3 separate regions of the Homo sapiens genome follow, and all the other regions are linked to region 1. Evidence: chromatin loops called from intact Hi-C (ENCODE). Cell type or tissue: PC-9. All regions are shown on one strand.

Evidence for each region. Hi-C counts contacts between places; a loop is a spot of excess contacts. Peaks named below come from ENCODE experiments on the same cell type or tissue, not always from the same donor. Only the 100,000 strongest peaks of a DNase experiment are listed, where the experiment ranks them.
Region 2: a loop joins it to region 1, with 7 times the contacts of the local background. A loop is called at or near these places in 3 of 110 quality-filtered maps.
Region 3: it touches region 1 in a loop (14-fold over the local background); 36 of 110 quality-filtered maps call a loop at or near these places.

What each region holds. Positions count from the first base shown.
Region 1 is chr14:26,393,226-26,395,725 of GRCh38, reverse strand. All of the region lies in intron 1 of LOC105370418 (a long non-coding RNA gene), which reads left to right. Among named protein-coding and RNA genes, the nearest start is that of NOVA1, 200 kb to the left of the region's middle. RefSeq lists an enhancer at 767-1,460. In PC-9, a CTCF peak has its summit at 1,481 (motif pointing left); DNase peaks (open chromatin) are centred at 585 and 1,175; H3K27ac peaks cover 1,961 bases.
Region 2 is chr14:27,527,453-27,529,952 of GRCh38, reverse strand. All of the region lies in intron 2 of MIR3171HG (MIR3171 host gene), which reads left to right. Among named protein-coding and RNA genes, the nearest start is that of LINC00645, 84 kb to the left of the region's middle. In PC-9, CTCF peaks have their summits at 1,257 and 1,462; no DNase peak of the experiment used is centred here.
Region 3 is chr14:26,983,332-26,985,831 of GRCh38, reverse strand. No RefSeq gene overlaps it. Among named protein-coding and RNA genes, the nearest start is that of MIR4307, 76 kb to the right of the region's middle. In PC-9, CTCF peaks have their summits at 864 and 1,075 (motif pointing right); no DNase peak of the experiment used is centred here.

The DNA.
Region 1 (2,500 bases):
CTGGTTTTGTTATGGTTAGAACCAAAAGCTAACTAATGTTTATATACAAAGAACAGTTCTGTTTACCCTTCTACTGTGAGGCATATTCACATTTGGTTGAAGTGAAAAAGCTCTGTCTTAATTGGATATATCAGAAAAGGAAGACATTAAACTAGCTAGATATGAGAACTTGTTTTCATTAGGTAATTGCCGTCGGAGGTCTTAATGAAGGTAGAATAACCTTTCCTCAAACAAACAAATTGTAATTCTTAATATGACATGCAAATAAAAATCTAATTCATGGTTGTACATACTGGGCCTTTATGGCTCACTATTCTTTTCTGTGGGCCCAATATATTTTTATGAAAAGAACTACCTCATAGCTCAAGGACTATGGCCTTCCTCTGTGGAAAGAAGTTGGCTACTGAATCCTGCTTTCCACCCAGGAGGACACTATTACCTCTCCCCGGGAAGGATGTGTGCTGCTGAGTTGTTGCTCTGATGAAATATAACGGATGTACTACAAAACATCAGAAGTTTACCTGGTCTCCTTTGCAACTAGAGTACTCATGCAGGGTGGTTTAGCTGGGGACTGAGGGGAAGTGGTTCACACAGGGTTGGGCTAAAGTCTTTGGTTTCCTTCTTCCTTGTGGTCCAGGTGAGGTAGCAAAGGCCATTCCTCCTCCATTGTGCTGTGTTCAAGAAAACTGCAGAGTTAAGAAAGAACAAGGATCATCAATCAGGACTTCTGGGACTTTCATTTTTAACCAGAGTTGAAAACACAGGGGCTTGGAGACCTTTCTGGTAACCCTTTAAACTGAAGTCAAAGGGTTCAAAAAGAAAAGGAAAGTCTATGAAATATATACCGAAGGCAGAAACCACAGTGAGAGAGGGAAGTAATATGTGATTTGGGATAGATGCCTTTGACATATTCATTGATCTCAGTGACTTGCAGAGTGCTGATAGCACTCTGGCCTCAGGGTGAGGCGCCTTGCCAGCTTCCAGATCAAAGGAGTGCCTAGGTGCTGAATCCCTGGCGTACTCCCAAGCAAAAGTGCCTGGAGCCACATTTGCTAATTACAGGTTGTGTTCTGCTGTTTCCAAACAGGGTGAAAGTGACAGAAGTTTAACTGTGAATAATTACACACTTGAATAAGTATGTGATTAGCACTATTTGTTGTGGTTGGGACTGGAGTGATGGGACAAGAATGGAGTGATTGCATTATTTACAGCTTAATTGTAGACAAGTAATTACTTATGTAAGCTGATGGTGTGAGGTCACAGAGGACCTGCAAAAGAATGTAGATGATCTGAAATTCAACTTCTCAAGCCAGTCACTGCGCCTCCCCCATCCCTTTTGAGCTTGATAAAGAGAACCAACTATGCATTTCTTGAATGAAATGCTTAGGAATGTTAAATGTCTTGTTCAGTCTAAGCAAAGGATCAGCAGAGATATTTTAAAAATCTCAGCTTCCAAAGTAATAAATCACAAATGCCACCTAGTGGCTTTTAGTATCCAGTGGCTGCATTATCTGTAGACTGTAGCTATAGCCCAGTTAAGGAGAGGACTTTTCTAGTCGGGGAGTGGGTTGTTCAGTTAGGAAAATTGAGATGAATGGACCAGGACTCAAAGTCCTTCAGCCTGCCTCTCCCTTCACTCAGCTCTACTAGAACATCAGAGCTGAAAACTCCCCCCACCTTACACCATTGTAACTTCCAGTAGTGCAGTAGAAATTTGACTGCAAATCACTGTGCAGTTTTTATTTTCCCCTGAGCCACTAACATAATAAATGAGGAAGTCAACAGCTTTCATGATTTGGGAGTAGATTCATGGTTGCATTTTGCTGGCTGCCGCTTCTCATTCACAAGGTGGTTGAAAGCCACTTTTCCAATATCACATGCCTGGTTTCAAGTGTTCAGGTCTAGATTTAAATCTGGAGGGATTCTGTTGTCATAGACCCTCCCAGGGAGTGTGCTATTTGAGAAATGTATTGAGAAAGGTGGGGTTGAGAGAATGAACAGCCCTCTCCCCAGCTTGTTTTTATAATATTGCTAAAAATAAATAGACAAATCAATTTTCCTCTAACAGCTCAACACTGGACAAGTAAAATTCTTTGACTAAGATGCAGAAAATATTGCTGTAAACCCAACAGCACAAGCTGAGAGGTAAACAGGCCTGCTGTGCTCTCCGTGTAGATGCTGCCTTTCCCAACCAATTGAAACCACTGTTTCTCTGGTTGTAACACCAGACAAAAAAAAAAAAAAAAAAAAAAAAAAAAAGGAATGGTGATCCTCCAGTTGTTTCAGGCCACAGATTCAAGAATATTATTTGTAGGAGGAGGCTACTTTCCATTTGAAAGAGCTATGATTTCATCTGTCATGCCATTTATCATTTCCTATTTTGGGTCAATTTCCCTCTGCATTTGGAGCCCTCAGCAGAGTGTCCATGCCACTTCTTTGTGGGACATTCTCCTGCAGATGACCACTCCTACCCTACCCAGGACAACATCTTCACTCCCAG
Region 2 (2,500 bases), 1.1 Mb before region 1:
TAAAACACTCTGAAAAACACAAAAATAGGTTTGAACATATGGAAAAAAAGAAAGCCCTCCTTTTTCTGAATGTAGTTCCCCTAAATTAATTTTTAAATTTATGGCTATTTGATAAAAATGCTAAATATCTTTCTTATGGACTTAGGCCAATTGGTATTAGATTTCATACGAAGAAAAAACCCACTGAATTAAATATTGAAAACAAAAAGTAAAAAGAAGATCTAGTCATAAAATATATTAAATAACAGTGCAAAGCATGTATAATTACTGTAGTGCAGTGTGGTATTGGCTAATGAATAGATAAACAGATGCATTCATTAGAATAGAAAATATAGTAATAGATCTAAATACTTACAGAAAATTAGCACCCAATAAAGAAGCCATCTCATACGACTGAGACATATAATTGTATTTAGAAAACCTTTTTAATCCTTTTTAAATGACATCCATAAGAAAGAATTAATACATTGTCTTCCTAAAAATAATTTTAAATGCTTTTCAAAACACCACAAACTATGTAAAAAATAAATTCAGACTGTATTAACCAATTTTCATGCTGCTGATAAAGACATACTCAAGTCTGGGCAATTTGCAAAAGAAAGAGGTTTAATGGACTTACTGTTCCAAGTGGCTGGCAAGGTCTCACAATCATGGCTGAAGGCAAGGAGGAGCAAGTCACGTCTACATGGATGGCAGCAGGCAAAGAGAGAGAGAGTTTGTGCAGGGAAACTCCCGTTTTTAAAAGCACCATACCTCATGAGACTTATTCACTATCATGAGAACAGCATGGGAAAGACCTGCCCCCATGATTCAATTACTTCCCACCAGGTTCCTCCCACAAAATGTGGAAATTGTGGGAGTTATAATTCAAGATGAGGTTTGGGTGGGGACAGAGCCAAACTATATTACAGACTATGATAAGACATTTGCAATATGTTGCACAGTTGATAAACTGTTATCCATAATTTTAAATAAATATTTTAACCTTTAGAACAAAGAACCAAAGCTCAAATTAAATTAATATAAACTGATAATTTATAAGAATGATATAAAATATATAAATTCATGTAGAGTGTATAACATCAGCAAGATGATTAAATAAAAAGCTATAAACCTTCCTGCCCCTTCAGAGAAACAGATGTAACAACAGTAAACAAATCAACTGCCTCTCTCTCACTTAAGAGATTTCTGTTTTCCAGACAAAATTCATTATATTTTCTCTCACCAGAGGAACTCTCCCTAATTTGGAATAAACCTCCAACTCCAATTTTCTCCTTGAGAAGGGCAACAAGTAGAACCTATTTCCAACGTTATGATTTTAGGCATGTTTCCCTCAGATACTAGTTTCAGTACCATCTGAATGTAATCACCAAGAGAAATGGGGTGCCTCTGAGAACAAAGGCAATCAATATGCATCAGAGTGTGAAGTATCATAGATAGACACTAGGTGGAGTGCTAGTATTGTACCTTACTACCTCACCAGAGATGCAGCAGAATACCAGACAGTCAACATCAGGTCCTCCTGTGTCAAAACTAGCAAATTTCAATTAGGAGGTTGTAGATACACACAGAAAAAAAAAAAAAAAAATGACCAGATTAGGCTTGAAGAGTCTAGAAAATCTAGCCAAGTTGAGTGGAGAAAGTACTTCCTGTACCAAATCAGACAGCAAATACTAAGAAAGTTGGATGATTTTTCAAATGTCTAACTCCCAACAGAGGATTGTAAGACATGCAAAGAAACAGACATATCCAATTTTAGGGACAAATTTAAACATCAAAAAACAACTCTAAAGAAATGGAGATATATGAATTGCTAAAGAATTCAAAATAACCATCATGAGGATATTTTAATGAATTAAAAGAGAAGAGATAAACAAGTGAACAAAATCATTAAAACTGTCCACGTACAAAATGAGGCTATCAATTAAAATAAGGAAAACATGAAGAAGGACTTCCAAAAATTCTTGAACTGAAGAATATAATAACTAAAATTAACATTTGTCTAGAGGGACTCAACAGCATATTGATGAGGCAAAAGAAAGAATCAGGGAGCTCAAAGACATAATTCTTGAAATTACTGAAGCAAGAAGGGCACACAAAAAAGAAAAAATAGAGAGAGTATAAAACATTCATGGGACAGCATCAAGTGAAGCAACTTATACATATTGAGTTCCAGAAGGAGAAGAAAGAGAAAAAGGAGAAGAAACTTATTTAAAGAAGTAATAGTCAGAAATCCCCCAAATTTGGAGGAGAAATGGACATATAAATTTAAGAAACTCAAGTCCAACTTGGATCAATCTGAAGATACTGACATTTAGACATAACCAATCTGGCAAAAGTCACCCCCACCTCCCCCTCCAGAAAAATCTTGAAAGCAACAAGAGAAAAGGGACTCATAACATACAAAATCTCTTATGAAATTATTAGCAGATTTCTTAGCAGAAACCTTATAAGCTAGAAGGGACCAGATGATATATTCATAGTACAAAAATAAATAAAA
Region 3 (2,500 bases), 590 kb before region 1:
GTGACAATGTCTCAGACATTAACACTCCAGTAGTACCAGGACTTTAACATTTAATCTCTGTTTCTTTTACCTCCATCTCCTTGAATATTTTAATTAGGAATTATTGCAATAGAAACATTTGAATTACCTAATATAGTCTTTAAGCCACAGCCCAAATAACGAAAAAAAAAGGTTCCCCTTAAATGGAATTGTCAGCTTTGCTGAGCATTCAGAGTAGCTGAGTATATGGTGCTACTTGGAATTAGCTCTTTGGTTTTCATTAAAGCATTATATTGAATAAGTTAAATATCTTTGTCCTTAATTTAAAATGGTAATGAGAAACTGAAAATAAAAAGCAGTGCAATAAGGAATATCAGGGACATGCACGCCAACATTAATAAAATGATTCTTTTTATCCTTGCTTTAACTTTGGCTTTATTCTTGTGACCAAAAAAGAACACTGGAATCATGATGTAAAAAAGGAAGACTATAAATTGAAGCGTAATGACTTTAGAGATAAATGTATTAGTTTATGTATAGTTGGTACTGAAATTGAGAATCTGTTAGAAAAACATATTTCCCAAATCTATAAAAAGACATATTTAAGAATTCTACCTGAAACCATTTCTTTCTTTCAATTATTAAAGTATTATATGAGACATGCTTGAAACAAATCATTTTGATCAAGAATTATCATTACCTGATACCTTTCTCAGAGAATTTTTGCCATGGTATAATTTTACTATATGGTGAGTTATGGCTCATTCTATGTTAGAACATTATCTACTAATATAAAGTGGCTTATACTTACTGAAGACTCCACATGAATGAGTGAAATGCGCTACTTTCAAATATCCCTGAAAGATATAACAATCACTCCATGATGTATAGGAATATGTTGTCTTTAATACGATTACAAACATTATATATTTTTTACATACTTTAGAGAAGTGTATTAGAAGATAATGGTGTAATATATGACAGTAAAAATAGCTTTTTTATAATTTGAGATGTCCGTTTCATCTGAGAAAAAAACATTTCAACTGACAAAAACCATCAGGGTCTTAGAGTTGGGGCATGGATAGGTGGATTGTATGGCCACAAGAGGGCAGCAGATGGTCTGAAACTAAGGACCTGAGTTGCATGTGAAATGACCGCAGTTGTGAAGGTTTTTCAATAGAGAAAGAGTCGTTTCCAGCCTAAATGGGAAAAAGGAAAGGAAGGGAGGAAGGAGAAAAAAAAGGAAGAAAGAGGTACCAAGAAGGACAATAGAGGGAAACACAGGCACGTTTTAATAGTTTTTTAAAAACAGGAATGCTGTGTGAGGCACGTTTCTGTGAGTGTGTGCCTGTGTGTGCACATCTCTGTGTGTATGTGTGTTTTACTAAGACTTCGGCTGTTCTGCTGCCCAACGCCAAAATACATGGAAATTCTAGTTCTGTCCAAATCTACCACCAAAATGTGTAAATCTCCTCCCCACCACACACAAAAAGAGCTTTTATCTATACAATTTGTTTTTCTTGCATACCATCATTTCTTCTCTTCTACGTAATTAGCCCTCCATTAAAACACTGATTTTGAAAATCAAGGAGAATAATCCACCTGGCTCTGCCACTGTGTCTCCATAGGCCTACTTAAGGAACCAGAAAGTTCACTTTTCTTTTATGTTTGATTTTTTAAAATAATTTATAATCACTTCTTGCCAAATATTATTCTTCTTTAGCTATAGTCAAGATACCGCTAGAGAATACGAGGTCTGCATACTAATTAATTGCTCACAATACTTTCCAAGGAACACAAAAACACCCACAAAATAACTGACTAGTTTGCTTCCCCTACACAATTAATCTTCCATTAAACTACCCTTTTTTTTCTCATTTTTGCCGGAGTAATATTGAATTAGATTTCAATTACATTCAGGCTTAAATGGATATATAGCATTATATAGAGTGAATGGAGGCTGTTGAAGGGAGGAACCTTTCTTTCATCCTTACATCTTCACACATCTTCATTCAATAGGTGTTACATAAATAAATACTTGGGAGGTCACGCAAGAAGCATCAGTCCTCATCCAGTGCAGAGTCTGGATTATGAATCTCAGAACTGGTCTACCTCTCCACTTCTTACAATTATATCAGACATCCCGGTCTCAGTATAATTTGGCATACTGGATATTTGCTCCAAGTCCAAGAAAAGAAAGAGAAAAAAATGTTGTTAATGTGTCTTAATTATACTGAGTGATATATACCAACAATTATACCGATAAACAACGACATGCATATGGGATATGCTCAATTTATACTGCTTCCTTGATCAGTTATTTGCAAAGCTTTAAAAAGGAATGAAAGTTTTTATGACAAAATATGGCTGTATCCTCTCTCATTTGCACCTGTTTTCTATCAGGTATTCTTGGCTATAAGCAGGAAAATGATCAAAGGTGGGGCATCAAAGTGGTAAAAAGGTTTCATGAAGAAACTGTACAATACATGGAGCTATAAATAGCTCATAGATCACTGTGAGG